Regions from separate parts of the Homo sapiens genome. Here region 2 is linked to region 1. A link is a loop called in an ENCODE intact Hi-C map of the cell type or tissue named here. Cell type or tissue: ovary. All regions are shown on one strand. Links, peaks and the distances in the headings refer to the core of each region. The heading gives the core; the rest is flanking DNA.

What was found. A loop is a pair of places that touch in the nucleus more often than their neighbours do. Peaks named below come from ENCODE experiments on the same cell type or tissue, not always from the same donor. Only the 100,000 strongest peaks of a DNase experiment are listed, where the experiment ranks them.
Region 2: it touches region 1 in a loop (2.2-fold over the local background); 28 of 110 quality-filtered maps call a loop at or near these places.

Annotation. Positions count from the first base shown.
Region 1 is chr9:70,047,149-70,052,533 of GRCh38, reverse strand. All of the region lies in intron 2 of MAMDC2 (MAM domain containing 2), which reads right to left. Among named protein-coding and RNA genes, the nearest start is that of MAMDC2, 6.0 kb to the right of the region's middle. In ovary, for the core only: no CTCF peak of the experiment used is centred there; DNase peaks (open chromatin) are centred at 2,633 and 3,093; H3K27ac peaks cover 3,062 bases.
Region 2 is chr9:70,098,356-70,103,740 of GRCh38, reverse strand. All of the region lies in intron 2 of MAMDC2 (MAM domain containing 2), which reads right to left. Among named protein-coding and RNA genes, the nearest start is that of MAMDC2, 57 kb to the right of the region's middle. In ovary, for the core only: no CTCF peak of the experiment used is centred there; a DNase peak (open chromatin) is centred at 3,176; H3K27ac peaks cover 538 bases.

The DNA of each region.
Region 1 (5,385 bases), core at 216-5,215:
ATGGGAAGGGAGGGTTTTCATCTGGAAAAGTTATGGAATGTTTTAAGAAAAAGCTGGACCTTAAAGCATAGGTGGAACCTAAATAGATGAGCATGGGACAGGAGAATAGAAAAGCAGCATTATACAGGTAAAGAGAACTTTGCAAATAAAACAAGAAGCAAGTAAGTAAAGGGCATGTTGAATGAACAGCACATTAGAGATTAATGGGAAGGAAGAGGAGAAATGTAATTTGGAGCAAACTGTGAAGGGCCTTGAATGCCAAACAAGGCATTTTGCACATTAGCCTGTGGGTAATTGCTAATCATCAAAAGATACTTAAGACGAGGGCATTTCTTCTTTCTTACATCTGGAGAAGCTGGGGAGTTGAAAGCCATTCCAATACACATTCCTCAACCATGGACACATATCACAATCACCTAGGGAGTCTGTTAGTGTGTGTTGTTTTTTAATGATGCCAAGTCTGGTCCCATTTCTGGACAAATAAATCAGAACCTCTTGGAGTAAGACCTGGATATAGCTTTAAAAAAATTTTTTTTTACCTGTTTTAATTTCCAGCCAGGGCTGAGAACCATTCTGTAGGTGAAACTATATCTATCTATCTGTCTGTCTATCTATCTATCTATCTATCTATCTATCTATCTATCTCTATCTATCTAGATAGGTAAATAGATATAAATAGATGGATATGTAATCAAACACTCCAAGAACCTAGACCTGAATGCATAACTACATTTATATGATTTAGTTGGTTAAGAAAAGCATAAGAAAAATTGAAGGAGAGTGCTGGGATAGTTGTTAGACACAAAAATCAGGGTTGACCAACAAGGATACCCAAGACAAGTTTAACTACCTGCTAGCTCTACTTATTGGGATACCCATCACCTCTACTAACATAAATGGATTTCACTCAACTTCTTCAAAACCTAATAGTTTGAAAAGATATAGAAGTAAGACTGATGCTGGGGTGATCTACCAAAGAGGTTCTGTTATTTTAAGAACCAAAATATTTAAATGAATATTACACCCCAAGATACAAGTTACCAAAACATGGTAACTATAGGCTAAAAGATTTGAAGATGGCAACAAAAGCATAAAGTCCTCTGACAAAAATTATTTTTTTCCTCCCCACATATTAGCTGACTTCTGCAATTATGGTATGGGAAACATCCTAAAAATCCCTAGGTGTCTTATTAGGGATCAGGCCAGGATTTGGGTAGCCACTTCCCATTCAGCAACTCTAATTTGAGTAGGGAGGAAACCAGATGGGGTGTTGGCCTTCATAAGGAGGAGGCTGCCCAGACACAGCTTACATCCACAGAAGCCAGTAGAGGCTTAGCAGGCAGATATTACCACCCCAGTTGGGTTAAATCTCAAGTGGAGGGGTCAGGCAAGAGAACTCAAGCACCCAGACTGATTGACAGGAAGGCCAAGGGTTAGGATCTTGTCCAAGAACTTAGGAGATGAGAGATCATAGAAGGCACCAGCACCATCACTAATGGAGCCAATTGATGCTGAGGCACTAGCAGGCTGGGGTGGGAGAATAATGAAGCAGAAAGCAAAGCATTCTTGACAACAACCAATAATTTATAGAGAAAAATGTATCATCTGCTGGGATAGACTACACACTAAGTATGAAACTCAGTGTTATTACTTTATATCCACACCTTGTTCAGCCACACAAAAGTGAGATAAGGCTTACCAGTGCTTAAACTAGAGCCAAATAAGAAAAGTAAGGTTCTTTCTCTGGTTGGAATGAAGAGTAGATGGCATAACTATAAGCAAAAGAAAACCACACTCTCCTTAGGTCCCCAAAAGCTGTTTTGGAAAGCTGTCTGAGTTAGAAAAACTAATGTTTATTTATAAAGTTTATGATGTTGATAAAAGACACATCAAGTAATAGTAAGAATAACATCAGGTTACATGTATAAAGTGCTCACTCTGTGTTAAACGTATTAATGTATATAGTCTTCACAACAATCTCATGTGATAGGTACTTTTACTATCTCAATTTTATAGCCAAGGAAACTGAGACATAGAGAGGATAAATGACTTTCCCAAGCCCACACAGCTTGAAAGAGCAGAGCCTGGATTCTAATCCAAGTCACCCAGCTCCAGAGCTTATACTAACCACGAGGCTTAAGCCGTTCTTCATGATAAGGAACTACCTTTGAAGGGGCAGAATGAACCAGGAGCACGTAGGAAAACACTTAAGGATATGTTTGTGATCTAATACAGTCATTCAACAGGTTCTTTCATTCAACAAATATATATCGAGCACCTGCTATGTGCCAGGCTCTTTTCTACACGCTGAAGATCACAGACGGGTGGGATCCCTATACATCTGAAAGAGTGAATACATGTTACATGGTATGGCATAAAATGTAGTGTTTTGTGGCTTTGTTTGGCCCCAAACACTGCATCTTTGGAATCTGAGTTCTTCCACATGTCTGAAATATAATTAGCTCTCTGATGAAGAGTTTCCAACACAACAAAGTTTCAGAGTTTAGAACCCAGAGTGGAGACAGGGATGTTTCCTCCAATGCTGGAGGAAAAAGAACTGGTGGAGAGCCAAGGAGCTGAGGCAATGTCCAAGGGCTGCCTGACTTGGTCTGTGTAGGAGGAGGCAGCACTGGATGACCTCCAAGGCCCAGCTCTAGGATCTGGGTTCCCAGGAAGCAAGGCAGAAGCAAGGCTGCCCTCAGGCACAGCACAGCACAGCCATGCTCAACCTGAGAGCAGTCACAGCCAGGGCAGCAGCGGGAAATGGCATGTGATACTGCAAGTGTAACTAGGTCACATTTCTGGGGTCGACCATCTCTCCCAGAGGGTGTCAAGGAACATCCCTGACTTGTGCCGATTTCCAGCCCCCATACAATGTGGGGATTGTACTTCTGCTTAGAGAGCTCTAAGAACAACCTGCAGACATAATGCAGGACCAAGTAGCCCCATGCAGATGAGCATAACTCGTCCCTGGCCTTATGAACTTTGTGATGCCAGGGTGGGATGCTGAATCAGCCCTCCAAAATCAGGAAAGGAGCTGTAGTCTGCAGGAAGAAGACTGGTTCTCCTCTCCCAGGAACCTGGGATCCTTGCCAGATTTGTGGCTCTAGCTGAGCCTCAAGAAATAGCAGGCAGGATTCATCACTGTTAATAATAACTGGCACATGACTGAGTGCAGAACTGAAACGCAGATGGCCAAGGAGCTGAGAGTGTCCTTAAAAGAGAAGGGACAAGTTTGGGTGAAGGAAAGGGTATCAGAGAGACAAACACACATGTATTTACACGTGATTTCGGGACATTCTACCATGCCCCCACCCCACCCCTTCATGATGCCCAACCCTGTAGCCCACCTGCCTGCCTCAGATGCTATCACTCACTCCTGGGTACAAAAGCCATCCAACCTTTTTCTGTATTAGGCGATTTCTCAAACCCTGACTCCTACCATGGAAAAACAATGTAGGTCTTCTCTGCAACAAGTGCTTTCAATTTCTCTTTTTACTTCCTGTTCACCTGAGACATTTCTGCAGCTGCCTTCCTCTTCCAGGTAGCTGAGTGTTCCAAACTCCTAATTAAGGGGCAACACCTAGACTTGGCTTTACCCTGCCTCAGCTCCTCAAGTGGCTTCCTCACAGAGTTCAGTTAAAGGTGCTAAGCCACAATGTCCAAAAATGAGAATGAAGCCAATATCCACTCAATGATTCTTTTGAATTGTGCCTGTTTGGATGCAAGGCCAACCGCATGGTCTCCAAGAATCCTCAGGGCAAAGGACCTCTGCCCCCACAGCTGGCATCAGGAAAATGGAATAAGCAGCCCCGATTTCAGCTGAGGACTGCTGCTCAAAGGGGTTTCCAGATCCTCTGAGCTGTGAATAAAGATGATTTTTTTTATAGGATAAATGAATGGAGAAAGATTTTCACAGGATAAAACAGAACCCTGGCTGGGCGCGGTGGCTCATGCCTGTAATCCCAGTACTTTGGGAGGTCGAAGCGGGTGGATCACTCAAGGTCAGGAGTTCAAGACCAGCCTGGCCAACATGGTGAAATCCCATCTCTACTAAAAATACAAAAATTAGCCTGGGGTGGTAGCACATGCCTCCTGAGTAGATGGTACTACAGGTGCATGCCCCAGTTACTCCAGAGGCTGAGGCAGGAGAATCACTTGAACCCGAGAGGCGAAGTTTGCAGTGACCCGAGGTCACGCCATTGGACTCCAGCCTGGGCAACAGAGTGAGACTCCTTCTGAAAGAGACAAAACAAAAAACAAAAACAGATCCCTTCTTTGCCGGATTCAATTCAAACTTAAGATTTAGAAGTGAGTTCAAATTTGAGTCTGACATAGTATCACTTCCCTTGACAAGTTAGGGAAAATTAAAATATTCTACAAAAAGAATAGAGGGAGATCAAGAAAGCAGGACAACCATGGGCAAAATGAGAAAGTAGACAAAACTGGGTTTCAGTGCCCGATGCCCTGTATGGTGCACCTGGCATTCCCTGGGGGAAACTGCCATTGGGATAAATAACCCAAGCCAACACAATGCCTGGTCAAAACTTACCTATTCTGTGTCCAGTGGAGATAAAGCATATTTTAAAGTGGCCATGAAATAGAGACACTCGAACTGTAATCAGGGACATCTAGGGACTTAATACTGTAAATCAAAGGCATGAACCTCAGAAACTATTTCAGGCAGCAAAGGGGATATTTAGAGACAAGGAGACTTTTCCAACTACCTCCAGATTTGATTCTCCTGTGATGAAACCCCAGTTCGCAGATTTGTGTCCCAACTTACCTTCCTTCTCTGGCCTTTTGCATTGTTCTCTCCACAATAAATTAACCTACGGACCATGGACATATAAGAAGTGCATCTGGCACATATGTTTATTGCAGCACTATTTACAATAGCAAAGACATGGAACCAACCCAAATGCCCATCAGTGATAGACTGGATAAAGAAAATGTAGCACATATACAGCATGGAATACTATGCAGCAATACCAAAGAGTGAGTTTATGTCCTTTGCAGGGACATGGATGAAGCTGGAAGCCATCATTCTCAGCAAACTAACACAGGAACAGAAAACCAAACACCTCATGTTCTCACTCATAAGTGGGAGTTGAACAATGAGAACACACGGACACAAGGAGGGGAACTTCACACACCGGGGCCTGTTGGGGGTGGGGCGCAAGGGGAGGGAGAGTATTAGGACAAATACCTAAAGCATGCGGGGCTTAAAACCTAGATGACGGGATGATAGGTGCAGCAAACCACCATTCACATTTATACCTGTGTAACAAACCTGCACATTCTGCACATGTATCCCAGAACTTAAAGAAAAAAAAAAAAAGAAGTGCATGTGGGCAAAAGTCTCTGAAACCCACTACTTTCCAT
Region 2 (5,385 bases), core at 280-5,279, 51 kb before region 1:
CAAAGTGCTAGGATTACAGGAGTGAGCCACCACTCCTGGCCGTCTTTTCACCTTTTTTATGGTATCCTTTGAAGTATAAAATTTTTAAATTTTGATGAAGTTTAATTTTCTATTTTTAGTTTTTTTTTTTCTGCCTTTGGCATCGTAGCTAAGAAGCCATTCTCAAATTTAAGGTCACGAAGATTTACAGCTATGTTTTTTTTCTCAGAGTTTTATTGTTTCAGCTTTTACGTTTAGATCTTTGATCTAATTTTTGCCCGTTGAATTTTCTTGCCACCATTGTTGAAATCAGTTGAGGATAGATGTGGGGTTTATTTCTGGACTTCTCAATTCGATTCTATTGATCTATGTTTATTCTTATGCCAGTACCACAGAGTCCTCCTTACTGTAGCTGTGTAGTAAGTTTTGAAATTGGGAAGTATGAGACCTCCGACCTATACTCATTTTCAAGATCATTTTAACTATTCTGGGTCCCTTGTATTTCCATATATATTTAAATATCAAAATGGGAATAATGCAGAACACCATAAAGTTCAGTGTTTTAACAGTATTCCTTCATTTTTCTTGAATACATGCTCCTGAATGTTATAAGCCTTTGGTTAATTTCCAGAGCTCTTAAAAAGTTGATTTTGACCATTTCTTTTGCTGTTCTCATTGCTTTTATGGGGAGAGGATTCTCTGAGGTCCTTACTCCACCACTCTTGCTGACATACTCCCTTTTCTCATCTTTTAAAACCAATAAGAATACCAAGCAGTGCTTCAGAGATGTTAGAGTAAACAAAACAAATGAGAAAAAGGCAAAGAAGGGCAGAAATCACAGGGGGATTGGGAGGTTGACTGTGATGCATCAGGCCAGGGATCTGGGGGAGATTTACCAACCGCAGTGTTGGAGAAATGGCATCAGGAGGAGAGGGAAGGATCCACTTCAAATATGGCTGCCTAGGCAATTGGAACTGATTTACTAGACATTTATTAGAGATGATAAAATCTTTATAAAGGGTCAGAAAAGGGCCATAAACTTCCAAATAGATTTTTTTAAAAAGTAAGTCAGCAATCAAAAACAATCATTAAGCCATCTTGCCAAAAAGTACAGACTCCACGTGCCCTGGGGTCTGAACATGTCTCCTTGTCACATGCAGGCATCAGAAAACAACAGAAAAAGCTTTTCTGTTTAAGTGAAGCCAAGCCATAAATAACTGAGTCTTGAAGTCATGTTCAATCGCTGGACACATCTGCATGGCCAGAACTCAATGTATCGATAACTTCCAATAGCCATGGCACAGCATGGTAGGTCTAAGTCCCACACCATCACTGTGGCAGCATGGTCAGGGCACAAGTCACAAGGGGCTTCTTGGCACCCATGGAATTCTGTTAGCTAATGAATGCCGAATGCCCCGTCCTTCAGGTGTGATAATCATGCTGGGGTGACTGTGTGGTACAGTGGACCCTACTCAGGATTTGTAAATTATAACCTAGGTTTAAAACCTTATGACACACACATAAACTGAATCACTGGCTTCTTTATTTTCAAAATGAGACTAATAAAAGAAGAGAGCCACTTTACATATACATTCAATATGTGGAAAATCAATGTACTTAGAAAAAAACAAACCAACTAAAAACAACCCAACCACTAGTACAACACACACACATACGAAATATGTTTTTCATATGAATAGCCACTAAATGGAGTCTATTTCATCTAATGTTTAAATAAGTATATACTTCCATGCAGAAAGAAAAATTGGCCGTGTTGTACATAAAAATGGCATAATACGTATAAAACCATGTACACTGTACTCTGTAATTTAAGGAACTCTTAAGAGCAATTTTGACAATGTATAATTTTCACGTTTTGTGCTGACTTTAGACTGTAAAACTGAAGTGAGATATGACTTCATATCTATAGGGCTGTTGTGAGAACCTGATAAAATGATGTACAGTCATGCATCACTAAACGATGAAGATAGGTTCTGAGAAATCATCATTGGGTGATTTTGTCATTATGCAGGTATTATAGAGTGTACTTCATGAACCTAGATGGAGAGCCTACTACACATGTAAGCTATATGAGACAGCCTATTACTCCTAGGCTACAAACCTGTAACAGTATGTTACTGTACTGAATACTGTAGGCAATTGAAACACAATGATAAGTACTTGTGTATCTAAACACACCTAAACATAGACAAGATATAGTAAAAATACAGCATAAAAGATAAGAAATAGTACATCTGTATAGGGCACTAACTTGCAAGTGGTGTGGGTGAGTCAGTGAGTCAGCAGGGAGGGAATGTGAAGGACTAGGCTATTACTGTACACTACTGTAGACTTACAAACACTGTATACTTAGGCTATTCTGAATTTATATAAAATATTTTTCTTTTTTCAATAATGAATTAACCTTCGTTTACTATAACCTTTTTACTTTATAAATTAAAAAAAATTTTAACATTTGACTCTTATGTAACAACTGTTAGCTTAAAACACAAACACACTGTACGGTACTGTATAAAATATTTTCTTTCCTTATATCCTTATTATTAATGAGGTTTTTTATGATTTAAATATTGTAACATTTTTTACTTTTCAAACTTTTTGTTAAAAACAAAGACACAAACATTCACATTAGCCTAGGGCCTATACAGGATCAGAATCATCACAACGTCACTAGGCTATAGGGAATTTTCAGTTTTATTATGTTATGGGACTACCATCATATATGCCCATCGTTGATCAAAACATTATGCAGTGCATGACTATATATAAAGATGCTTTGTAAATGGTCATGTTAATTGCTAATTTCTGTTCTCATCATCAAAGGCAGGAGTTTTTAGTTATTGCAGAGACAGAGAGAAATGTATATTGCCTTCTTACTTTTTTCCAATATGGATCAGAGAAGATATTTGTTCAGGTAACAGACCAGCAGCACGTTTTCAGTGCTGATATGAGAACAGGCCTCATTCGTTTCACTTTAATTGGCCCTTTGACGTTAAAGTCTACAACTTTGTGCTTTTAGTGCTGGGCCCATCCTGGCTAGCCATGCTAAGCAGTCTCCCTCCTCACAGCTAAGCTCCTCTGGTTCTTACCCAAGGCTAATCATCATTTCAAGTGGAATCTGGCATATTTACTCCTGATGTGATTCTGGCTGAAATCTGATGACGCAGGTCTGACAGCAATGCCTACGTCTGTCTTTTGTTTAGAGCTTAGTGCCTTGCATATCTAAGACAAGGACACTGCTTCTTTTTGGCAGCTTCCTTCCCAGGGCTGAAGTCTAGTCCCTGAACTCAAACGAGGATCTTCCCACTCAATTTTCTGAATGCCTTAACTGTCTGCCTCCCTGGATCAGGTCCTGCTGTGGACACAGTATGGTAGAGTGGTTGAATGTGGCTATCACATCAACTTGATGTTGGTTCAAATCTTGGCCACGCCACTTAGAAACAATGTCACTTTGGGCAAGTTAATTATATTATCTGAAACTCACTTTCTTCTTTGGTAAAGTGAGGATGTTAAAATACCAATTTTGTAGTCTTTTAAGATTAAATAAGATAATGTAAGTACTTAGCACAGAGCCAAGTTCTTAATAAATGTTAGTGCTCCTATGTCCAGTTAGATGATCAGCATCCTCTTCTGATGGTTACCCCACCTCGTCATCTCACTTTGGACCTCCTTGATACCAGTTGCTATTGTTCTACCTGCTGCCCATTGTGCTTGTGCTCTCTCTCTCTCTCTCTCTCTCTCTCTCTCTCTCTCTCTCTCTTTCTTTTTGGCAGAGTCTTGCTCTGTCACCCAGACGGGAGTGCAGTGGCGTAACCTCAGCTCACTGCAACCTCCACCTCCCAGGTTCAAGCGATTCTCCTGCCTCAGCCTCCCAAGTAGCTGGAATTACAGGCACCCGGCACCACGCCCAGCTAATTTTTGTGTTTTTAGTAGAGATGAGGTTTCACCATGTTGGCCAGGCTGGTCTCGAACTACTGACCTCAGGTGATCCACCCGCCTCGGCCTCCCAAAGTGCTGGGATTACAGGCGTGAACCACCGCGCCTGGCCTGCCCTACCTTTCTGACACCAACTTCTGCCCCCTATGTAGAAGATCTTCCAAGTATCTGTGACTGGATCTATTCTCCCTAGTGCCTGCTCTACTGCTATGGGCATGTCTTTTTATGCTATGACAGTCATCTCTGGGATCTACTAGATAATCAAAGCAGCCTGGACAATAATACATGCAAAGCATCCAGCAAATGTTCATGAAGTTTCTGCAAAGAACAGATTTCTATCGTGGAGAGAAGATGCCTCTGTGGAACTGCATCCTCAATTATGTATAAGCCATCAGCTTACATTTTGAAGGAGTGTTATTTTCTTTGCATATCAAAGACTTTCAAAAAAATGAAAAAGTCAAATTTCTCAAAATGTATAGAAAATACAATGGGTATGGGGTTCTCAAAGTTGATCGTGTTATTAGAAAATAAATAATATAGCACTCCTTAAATGTAAAATGATTTTTTAATCTTTGGGACTATTAATATCTGAGTTTTTTTCTCAATTAATCAGATTCACAATGATTTATAAATCTACTGATTACTTCTGGCAGAGAATGGTCTGATCTGAAACTATGTAAGAAAAAAATCACAAATATTTATGACTCACATAAAGTATTCTCATCTTCTGTTTGAAGTTTCCAATTTTACTATTATTTTGTGTTGTTTAATAAATCGCTAATTATATTAATCATAATTTTAATAAAATGATGAACATAACTTTTAAGACTTCAGCTCAAGTCATCTGGTAAGAAACAAAGATTCAAAAATGACTAACATTTGTTGTACTCTGGGTACTAGATTCTTCACACATGTTCTTCTCCCTTAAGCCTGTCAAATGATCCTATGATGTAGAAATTGCCACTTTACAAATAAGGAAACAGAGATTGACAAAAATTAATTCACCAGTTCAAGGAAACAGCTAGTAAACCAAGCTGAGGCACAAAGTCCATGCCTTTTCCCCTGCACCAGGCTGTCTCCAAATATTTCCTTTTCTGCCTCCTTTATTAATTTATCTTTTCATAATATCATTTTCTTACAGCAGGAAAACAACCTTTTCTTCCTTTTCCTTATAGTGGGATCCTGAAGGTATGGATAAATCTATATGGACTTTCATTTGGGCTTCTCCACAAATATTATTTCTACTGATAACACAATAATCTGATTAATTTTTCTACTGCAGTGCCTCAAATCTAAAAGACTTTTAAACATGTCAAGATTTCTAAAATTAGGGCATGTCTTACAATTGATCTATAGTGCACCTCCCCACTCCCTAAAAGGATGTTAGCAAATCTATGGTGCAACTTAGAATCAAGGAATACAAAATAAGATTATTTCACCTGCACTTTG